3 separate regions of the Mus musculus genome follow, and all the other regions are linked to region 1. A link is a loop called in an ENCODE intact Hi-C map of the cell type or tissue named here. Cell type or tissue: heart. All regions are shown on one strand. Region 1 overlaps Atxn7l2 (ataxin 7-like 2). Region 2 overlaps Ampd2 (adenosine monophosphate deaminase 2). Region 3 holds the start of Ampd2 (adenosine monophosphate deaminase 2).

Region 1 (2,500 bases):
TTCAAAAAGAAGTGGTCCTTTCATTAAAGCAAAGATAGGAGACAGCATGTCCTAGGCCCAAAGGAAAAGACTGGGCATAGGAAAGGTCCCTCAGGAAAGAGCTGGGGTCACCCTGGAAAGAACTGACCAACCTCTCCCCAAAGTAGGTAGCCCAGGAGCTCTCTCAATTCCCCCTTTCTTCCCCCCTTAGCATCCTTAGCACCTTCTCCATGTCGTGTACCTACTGTGCTCCCCAGCCTCAGCCCTCCCAACCCCTCTCTGCCCATGGTCTTCAGGAAGCTGGATTGGTACCTTCAGTGTAGAGCACTTCTCCTCAAAGGGCAGGGCTGGACCTGGCTTCTTGCGACGCACAGAGCAGGTCCCATCAGGAGGGACACCAGCCTGACAGTGCTTGGCCTTGACTGGCCGGCAGTAAGTGGCCAGGTTTTTCCGCTTCTTGGCTACCTCCTCCTCGGAGAGGCAGGTGGTTGGCAGGACCTTAGCTGGGTGTCCGGCCACTCCTCGGTTTTCTAGCTGAGAAGCCTTGACGGGTATGGGGGATGGATGAGGGGAACCCCGACAGTCCAGGGGACCGGCCCGTTTCACTCGTGGCCCCACTGTTCCATTAAGCCCCAAGTTCAGGGCTGTTTTAGTCTTGGTTGAGAGACCCCGACAGCTAGAGGGTTTGCCCTTTCCAGCAGGCTCCAGGATGCAGGTCCGTTTGAAGGTGGTGGGGCCAGGGGATAACTTCCGCTTTCGAGAAGGGGCCTCCATCTCCACCCCCTCCTTGCCTTTGGATGACTTGCTGGCCTTGGAAGGTGGCAGCTTGCTGAAGGACGGAGATGGAGTGTTGGCAGGCAGCGGTGAGGTAATAGCCTGGCTACCGCCCATGCACTCTGCCTGGCTGCAGGCAGCTGCTACACTGGGGGAGCCTGCAGGATAGCTAGGGACAAGGCTGTCCTTGACGGGGGGTATGGAGGCTGGACAGGCAGGTCGGGGGGCTGGACCTGGAAGTCGGGGACAGCTGCCCATAGGGGATGGACTCAAGGGATCAGATAAAGATGGACTGACAAGATGGGATGGAGGCTCGGCTGCTGGTGGGATTTTCCTGTAGCAAAGAGAAAGGCCCACTGTGATACTGAGCAAACACCAGGGCTGCCCTAATATACACTAGTCTCTGCACCTTCAAATGGCCAGCAAAGCCCCAGACTGCTGCCCCCTGCTGGGAGACAATGGAACTAAGCGGAGGAAGGCACAAGAGGAGGAATGGTCATTGTATCAGAACAAGACAGAGCTACCTGTAGACACATTAACTACCTGATTTTTTATCTCAGTTTGGGCCCTCCCTGTCCTACATTGCCTAACAGGTACTGGAAGTGATGGGCAAGTATCTAGATTCACCCAGATCACCCACTCATGCCCTCCTCCAGGCTACTGAGTCTCACCCCTTCATGCCACACCCCATTTGGGTTTTTAGCAATCAGCCATGGTATACCAGACTGGGGTTTCTGAAGCCCAAGTACACTTGAGCCCGAGGAAGAAAGTTCTGAGAACATGAAACTCACTTCCACATGTGTGAGCTGAGATGCCGTTCCAGCATGGAGCTGAGTGCTGAGCAAAACCGGTCCAGCCGGCGGCTAAACACATAGCATCCTGGGCTCACCAGCCGGCTTCCAAATGTGCAAAACTGGAGGCAGAAGAAAGGACGAACGTGGTTGGGAGGGCCTGAGATACAAGACTTAGCCACCCTCCACCCCAGCTCCCTGTCCTGCCCCCTTACCGCCTGTGGCCTGGGGGGCCGAGTTGCGTAATGGCAGTCAGGGGAAAGGTGGAGGTCATCAGATATCCCCTCCTCCTCACTCTCCTCACTGGAGGCCTGGGCCCCACCCCGGGGCAGAGGGAAGGGGAATAGGCCTGGATCCCCATCACCACCACAGGGACCTTCGTCATCCACCTCACTCTCAGAGGAGGCATGGGACCTGAAGGGCCAAGGGAGATGGAAGGATGATGTGAGTGATTCGGAGTAGAGGGAGGGTGTCCGAGCTCTCTCAAACAGCCAGGGCAGACACACCCTTCTGGGGACTCAGATGAGGGGGGAGGGTGAAAAGACAGGAAAGTACTATATAGCTCACAGAGTGAGAGGCAGAACCAAGGGCCACAGCCTCCAAGAGATTCTCTCTTTAGCCCCTTCCTAGGCCTTGTCTTTTTAAGGAGAAAATCTGCTTCAGATTTGCTTCCTCCAGAAAAACCTTCCCGGCTTAACTACCCCCAGCGCTGGTCAGCCTAGTCAACTCTCTTCGTCACATACTCCTGGGAGCCTGCCTGGGAGCTGCGCCTGTGTTTCACATCTACCCCCTGAGGAAGTGCACATGAGCAGGCTTTCCCACAGCCCAGGGCAGCCTCTGCACACAAAGGGACCAGTGGATGACTGCACAGTGACACTGCTTCACCCAGGACCCTGGCCCGTTTAGCTCTCTGATGATAAGCGCTAATCCATGGAGGAGCGAGAAAGACGTTCACA
Region 2 (2,500 bases), 130 kb before region 1:
CCTCCAACTGAGACAGGTCAGGGCAGCTGCCCCCTCCCACAGGGATACAAGGGGGCTGGTAACAAAGGAACACGTGGGCTGGGGAGGAACGGGGCTGATGGGCAGTGACTCAGCAGGGACAGTGGGCCAGCCCCTCAGGCCAGGCCTCCAGGGCCGTGAGTGAGCCTAAGTCCTGCTCTGCCCAGCGCAGACCAGCTGGAACTTCAGAGGCTGAGCAGCCAGTGCCACAGCAGAGAGATAACGAGCCCCTCCTGTCCCACAGCCACATAAACAAGAGGGAAACTCAACTTGAACTCTAACCAAAGCCTGGGTTCCCGGTGCTCAAGGGGCCAGCCCTACACAACCATCCCAAGCCCCTGTGGACACTGAGGATACCATAGGACAGCCAGACTTCTGACAATTCTGAGATGGGTCACGAGCAGGGCCAACTCTTAAATCTCAGCCACCAGGTACCACCTGAGCCGAGACAATAATGAAGCAGATTCCTGGACTTGCTTTCACTGAGGTGGCCCAGAGGCAAGACATGGTCGAAGACATGCAGGACAGAAACATAGCACGGAGACATGCAGAGACCACATCAGGTGGGAGGGGTCTAATCACGGTCACAGTCAAGTCGCTGAGATGGGACGAGCACTGCACAGACCAGGTGCACTAAGGCCCTGGGCTCATGACAATGCCCACTTCCTCTGGGATGGTCTCCAGCATCTCACTTTGGACGGCCTGTGTGATAAGTGCCAGCTCCTGGCATAGCGTCTCATAGCGGTAGCCCACTCGGATGTCTGGCACGTTGGTACGGCGGATATCATTGCCCTCAGGGCCCTCCTTGGTATAGTTGGGTCCCAGCCAGTGGCTTTTCACCTGCAGGGGTATAGGTAACAGGCAGAGATGCAGGTAGATCCAATTATCACAGGGACAAGGTCAGGACCCCAAATACAAAGGAAGGGAGAAGGGTAATGGCCAGCCCCAAGCAGGCTGAGTTCCATACCTTGTGAGAGAAGCCACTCATGAGCACGCTGTTACGGGCCAGCTCGCACATATCGCAGGAGCTGAGCTTCCACACCTGGGTGGCGATGCTGTACTCCTCCATCAGGGGCTCCTGCACAGGCCAGGTTCCTTGAGGCAGGTATCAGGCCCCTGCCGTCCCCCCCTCCTTTAAGGACTTAGCTAACAGTTGCTAAGCTCCAGCAGCAAGGGGGCAGCACCAACCTAGAGGCACCCAGTATCCCCCAGATACCTGCCCTTGGCTGCCCGCTGGCCTGGGTCTGACCTTGGTGAAGTGGAACTGCAAGGGATCATCTGTGGACAGCGAGACCATGAGGCCACGGGACAAGTACTCAGGGAGAGGGTTCCGGTGGTAGCTGAGGAACAGGCTGTTGTTGCTGAGCGGGGACATGGCGATGCCGATCTGAGCCAGGTAATACAGGTACTGCAGGACGGGGGCCTGGGCAGGAAGGGGGAATGGAGGACTTGTCAGGTGGCCTCAGTGCTGGGAGGGCATGCGTGCTGGCTCTGGGGCTTAGGGGAAGAGGGTGGTCCAGGCGAGGACTCACATAAGAATGATGAATCCTGGGCTGGGCTCCCCAGCTAGAGGATGGGTGGGAAGAGCTAATTATATTGGGAAGGAGGAATCTGATCTCATGGCTGGGGGAGGAGGAGGATGGGGAAGGCAAGCAGCTGCACGTGGAGGCTGGGGGTGCAGACCCTGACCTTGCGCAGGAGCAGCCCGTGGGAGATGTTCTCGGCCAGCATGAAGGCTGATACCAGGTGGTGGATGGGCCCGGCCTCCCCACAGTGCGGCCTCAGCACGAACGTGTGGAAACCTCTCTGCCTGTGGGGTATGAAGACAGAGTCAGATCCAGAGCCTGGGCACGCCTAAGCTCACCTGACCCCAGATCCCACATCACTCATATGTATGCCCTCCAGTGAGTGACAGTGGGGAACTAGGAGAGAAGACAGGGGCAGAGCCTTAACGGGAAAGGATGGAAAATTAAGTCTAAGGGCAGAGAAAGAGCCTGTCAGTCCAGGCACAGGGGCCATGGGTGTCAGGGCACCATTGACCTCAGCTCAGGAAGCACGCACCCCTGGGGCACGCACCTGCGCAGATGGTTCAACATAGCCATGTTAGCGAAGGTGTAGTACAGGTAGTAGGCATAGGGAGGGTTGTCCTCCTCCACCCAAGCTTCTGGGAGGGGACTCTCCAGGTTGAAGACGTGGTTCTCTGGCTTGGACTCATCATCCACGCTATCAAAACCATCCACCTGGCGAGGAGCTGGTGGTCAGACCTAGAGCCACAGCTGGGGCCAACCCCAGCTATCCTGCCCTGTCCCAGCCCATGCCACCACCGCTCACGTGCTCCAGAAAGAGGTGCAGCTCCGGGTGGCTGGCAGGGTGCACAGTAGCCTCAAACAGGGGCAGAAAGATGTTCTCCAGCATCTCTTGGAAGTTGGCCAGCTGGCCCTTGGTGCGGTACACATCGCTGCGGGGAGACAGGACACAAACA
Region 3 (2,500 bases), 120 kb before region 1:
GAATCTATCTCAGTACAGTACAAAGCCTAGATAAGCACAGTCAGCAGGATAAGAATAGGCCAGAGGCGGTTAGTCAGGGTGTCAATACAGGCAGCTATAAGGAGTTGATAACACCCAATCAATCATCGAAATGTCTTTCTTTTAGCCATTAGACTTGAGAGTTAAAGACACATCCCTGGAAGCACAAACTCTAGTAGCTAAGTCCTCACCAGGATGGACCACAGGGCCAGCTGCAGATGGTGCAGAGATGCCCACTTAGGTCCAAAGGATGCAGCGTACATAGCCCACCAGCCATTTCAAGGGCTCCCCACTCTCCTGAAGAAATTCACAACACAGGCCTGGAACAAGCCAACAGGAAGGACACTGGCAATAGGTGTTAGCAATCTGGTTGTGTAGGTGTTAGCAATGCATGACCCCATATGTCAGACCTCACCACCCCACTCACCAGGGAGGGAGTTCTAGATCTAGGGTCTTGGAAAGAATAAGTAAAGGCAAGTCTAGCCTGAGTCTGCCTGGTACCAATCAGAGTAGCCAGTCCGCAGTCAGTCCCACACCCTCCCCACTCCATTCACATACACTTCACACGCAGTCTTAGCATCTGCACAAGCTGACACGTGTGCATATACATCTCGTGGGCACCCACATCCACACCCACTCCTTGTTACGGAGGGCAGCACCCCTGACATGGAAACCTCAGGCACCCCCTCCCACCTCCCTCCCTGCGCCATCAAGTCAGCCAGTCAGCCGGGGAACCGGGGAACCGAGGTCGAGAGGCATCATTGCAGAGAGGGTGCTGCAGAAGGGGACCTTATCGGAGGCACTCAGTGGCCTGGACAAGAGGAGGGGAACCCATGCCTGAAACCAAGAACTCTCACCTGGAGCGGCAGCGGAAGCTTGCAGGCCGGCCCGCTTCTTAAAGGGATATTTGGCCTTGGACTTGCCTGGGCCAGGATAGGATGCCATGGCTGGGGCCAAGGCGACAGCGGAGGAACCTCACCGGCTGGGGCCAAGCTCTCCCACATCCAACCCCTTCCTCCGCCCCGCCCCCAGCGGGAGTGACTGATGCAGGAAGCAGCGCCCCGCAGGCGGAAGAGGCTCTGGCCACGATTTCTGATGTTGTCTAGGCAACCTCGGGGAGTGGGGCCTCCATCCTGCCCCTTATCCCTCTCTTCCCACTCCAGTCTTTAGAGTGCCCTGTCTGATGGTGGCTAGGGCCGGGGTCGGGATGCAGAGAAAACAGATGGAGCAGCACCAGCTCTAAGCTCTTTACTACCCTCACCCCACCTCGGGAACCCTCATCCCTTGCCAAGGCTCCAAGGCAAAGAAGCCAAAGTCCAGGCTAGGCTGGTCCAGCCAGCCAGAGAGAAAAATAATAGGCAAGAATACCGCCTGAGCTCCAACCTCAAAACCCATTTCCTCCAGGGAAGGAACAACGGTACTCATGAAAACCCAGAGCCTCTGGGGCAGAGCCCCCCTCTTTTCTTCTCCATCTGACCCCTGCTCTAGGGACAGCCCAGCTCCGGGAGGAGGCAGAACTGAGAATTCGAGCCCAGGAGGGAGGGGCCTGTCTTGGGAAAATTCCACTGACCGGCAGAAGCTGTCTCCTAGGAAGACAGGAAGAGTAGGAGGCTGGGTCTTGTCTGAGGTCGATGGGAAAGACCCCAGCCTACTCTGACCTGTCGCTCTGCCTGTACACTCAAGATCTGCTTCCTTGGACCCTTCTAGGAGCCGTTCACGTCCCCTAGGTCTTGCAGGCATTGCCAAGACCCCCCACCCACTTATCACCCGACCCAGGCACCTCTGCCTTGGAGTCCCTTTATCAACCACACACGCGCCACACACTTACCTGAGGCCATGCTGCCCAAGTCCCGCGTGGACCAGGAAGGCAGCCTACGAAAGTCTGCACAGCGAGGGAGCCGGGCTGAAGAGGGGAGAGGGCCCCCACCGGGGCGAAGTCGCGCCACTGGCCCCTGCACCCGCACTGAGAAGCGGGAAGGAAGGCAAGGTTTTCAAAATGGCCAGCTGGCCGGGGGGCGGACTCCCGCCGACTTCAGCGGCCAGACTGACCTCAGGAGACCCCGGAGTCGCGACCCCAAGCCTGCACTCAAGAGGAAACAGGCCACGTGCTCCCCAGAAAACCGGACCCGGAATTCGCCTAGGGTTCTTTCACCACTTTCTGGGAATCAATTAGGGATCCGGCTCCTGTGGCCGGGCTACGGGGGAGTCACGCAACAGGTGCGACCCCGCCGAAACCTTCCGGGCTGCGCGCCAATCTCGCGTACCCCAGGCCCCGCCAAGTCCGCGGCCACGCCCCGTTCGGCCACGCCTCTTGGCCTCCTGGCCACGCCCCAACCATTTTCCCAGTTCCCTTACGCCACGTGGGCAGCCTCCGGACCAGGGTTGGCCTTGGCTTGGCCCTTTGGTCTTGGGCGATTTCTGTGCGTCAGTTTCCTCATCAGTAAGATGGGATGAGGCAATGGAAACACCCCATCCAAAGAAA

Evidence for each region. Hi-C counts contacts between places; a loop is a spot of excess contacts. Peaks named below come from ENCODE experiments on the same cell type or tissue, not always from the same donor. Only the 100,000 strongest peaks of a DNase experiment are listed, where the experiment ranks them.
Region 2: it touches region 1 in a loop (2.4-fold over the local background); 4 of 42 quality-filtered maps call a loop at or near these places.
Region 3: a loop joins it to region 1, with 2.6 times the contacts of the local background. A loop is called at or near these places in 4 of 42 quality-filtered maps.

What each region holds. Positions count from the first base shown.
Region 1 is chr3:108,202,957-108,205,456 of GRCm38, forward strand. Atxn7l2 (ataxin 7-like 2) reads right to left here. Exons shown (of 11, transcript NM_001289545.1): 8 at 1,760-1,958; 9 at 1,545-1,666; 10 at 292-1,087. Among named protein-coding and RNA genes, the nearest start is that of Cyb561d1, 3.4 kb to the left of the region's middle. In heart, a CTCF peak has its summit at 1,207 (motif pointing left); DNase peaks (open chromatin) are centred at 1,105 and 1,725; H3K27ac peaks cover 515 bases.
Region 2 is chr3:108,074,264-108,076,763 of GRCm38, forward strand. Ampd2 (adenosine monophosphate deaminase 2) reads right to left here. Exons shown (of 18, transcript NM_028779.5): 13 at 2,350-2,476; 14 at 2,095-2,258; 15 at 1,708-1,828; 16 at 1,268-1,441; 17 at 986-1,096; 18 at 1-858. The coding sequence ends at 652. Among named protein-coding and RNA genes, the nearest start is that of Gm12500, 10 kb to the right of the region's middle. In heart, a CTCF peak has its summit at 1,198; no DNase peak of the experiment used is centred here.
Region 3 is chr3:108,084,372-108,086,871 of GRCm38, forward strand. Ampd2 (adenosine monophosphate deaminase 2) reads right to left here and starts at 2,295. Exons shown (of 18, transcript NM_028779.5): 1 at 1,847-2,295. The coding sequence starts at 1,856. It overlaps Gm12500 (predicted gene 12500), which reads left to right and starts at 1,605. Exons shown (of 1, transcript NM_001358018.1): 1 at 1,605-2,500. The coding sequence starts at 1,855. The coding sequence ends at 2,472. It also overlaps a transcript of Gnat2 not described here. In heart, a CTCF peak has its summit at 1,072; DNase peaks (open chromatin) are centred at 1,060, 1,550 and 2,340; H3K4me3 peaks cover 2,500 bases; H3K27ac peaks cover 2,051 bases.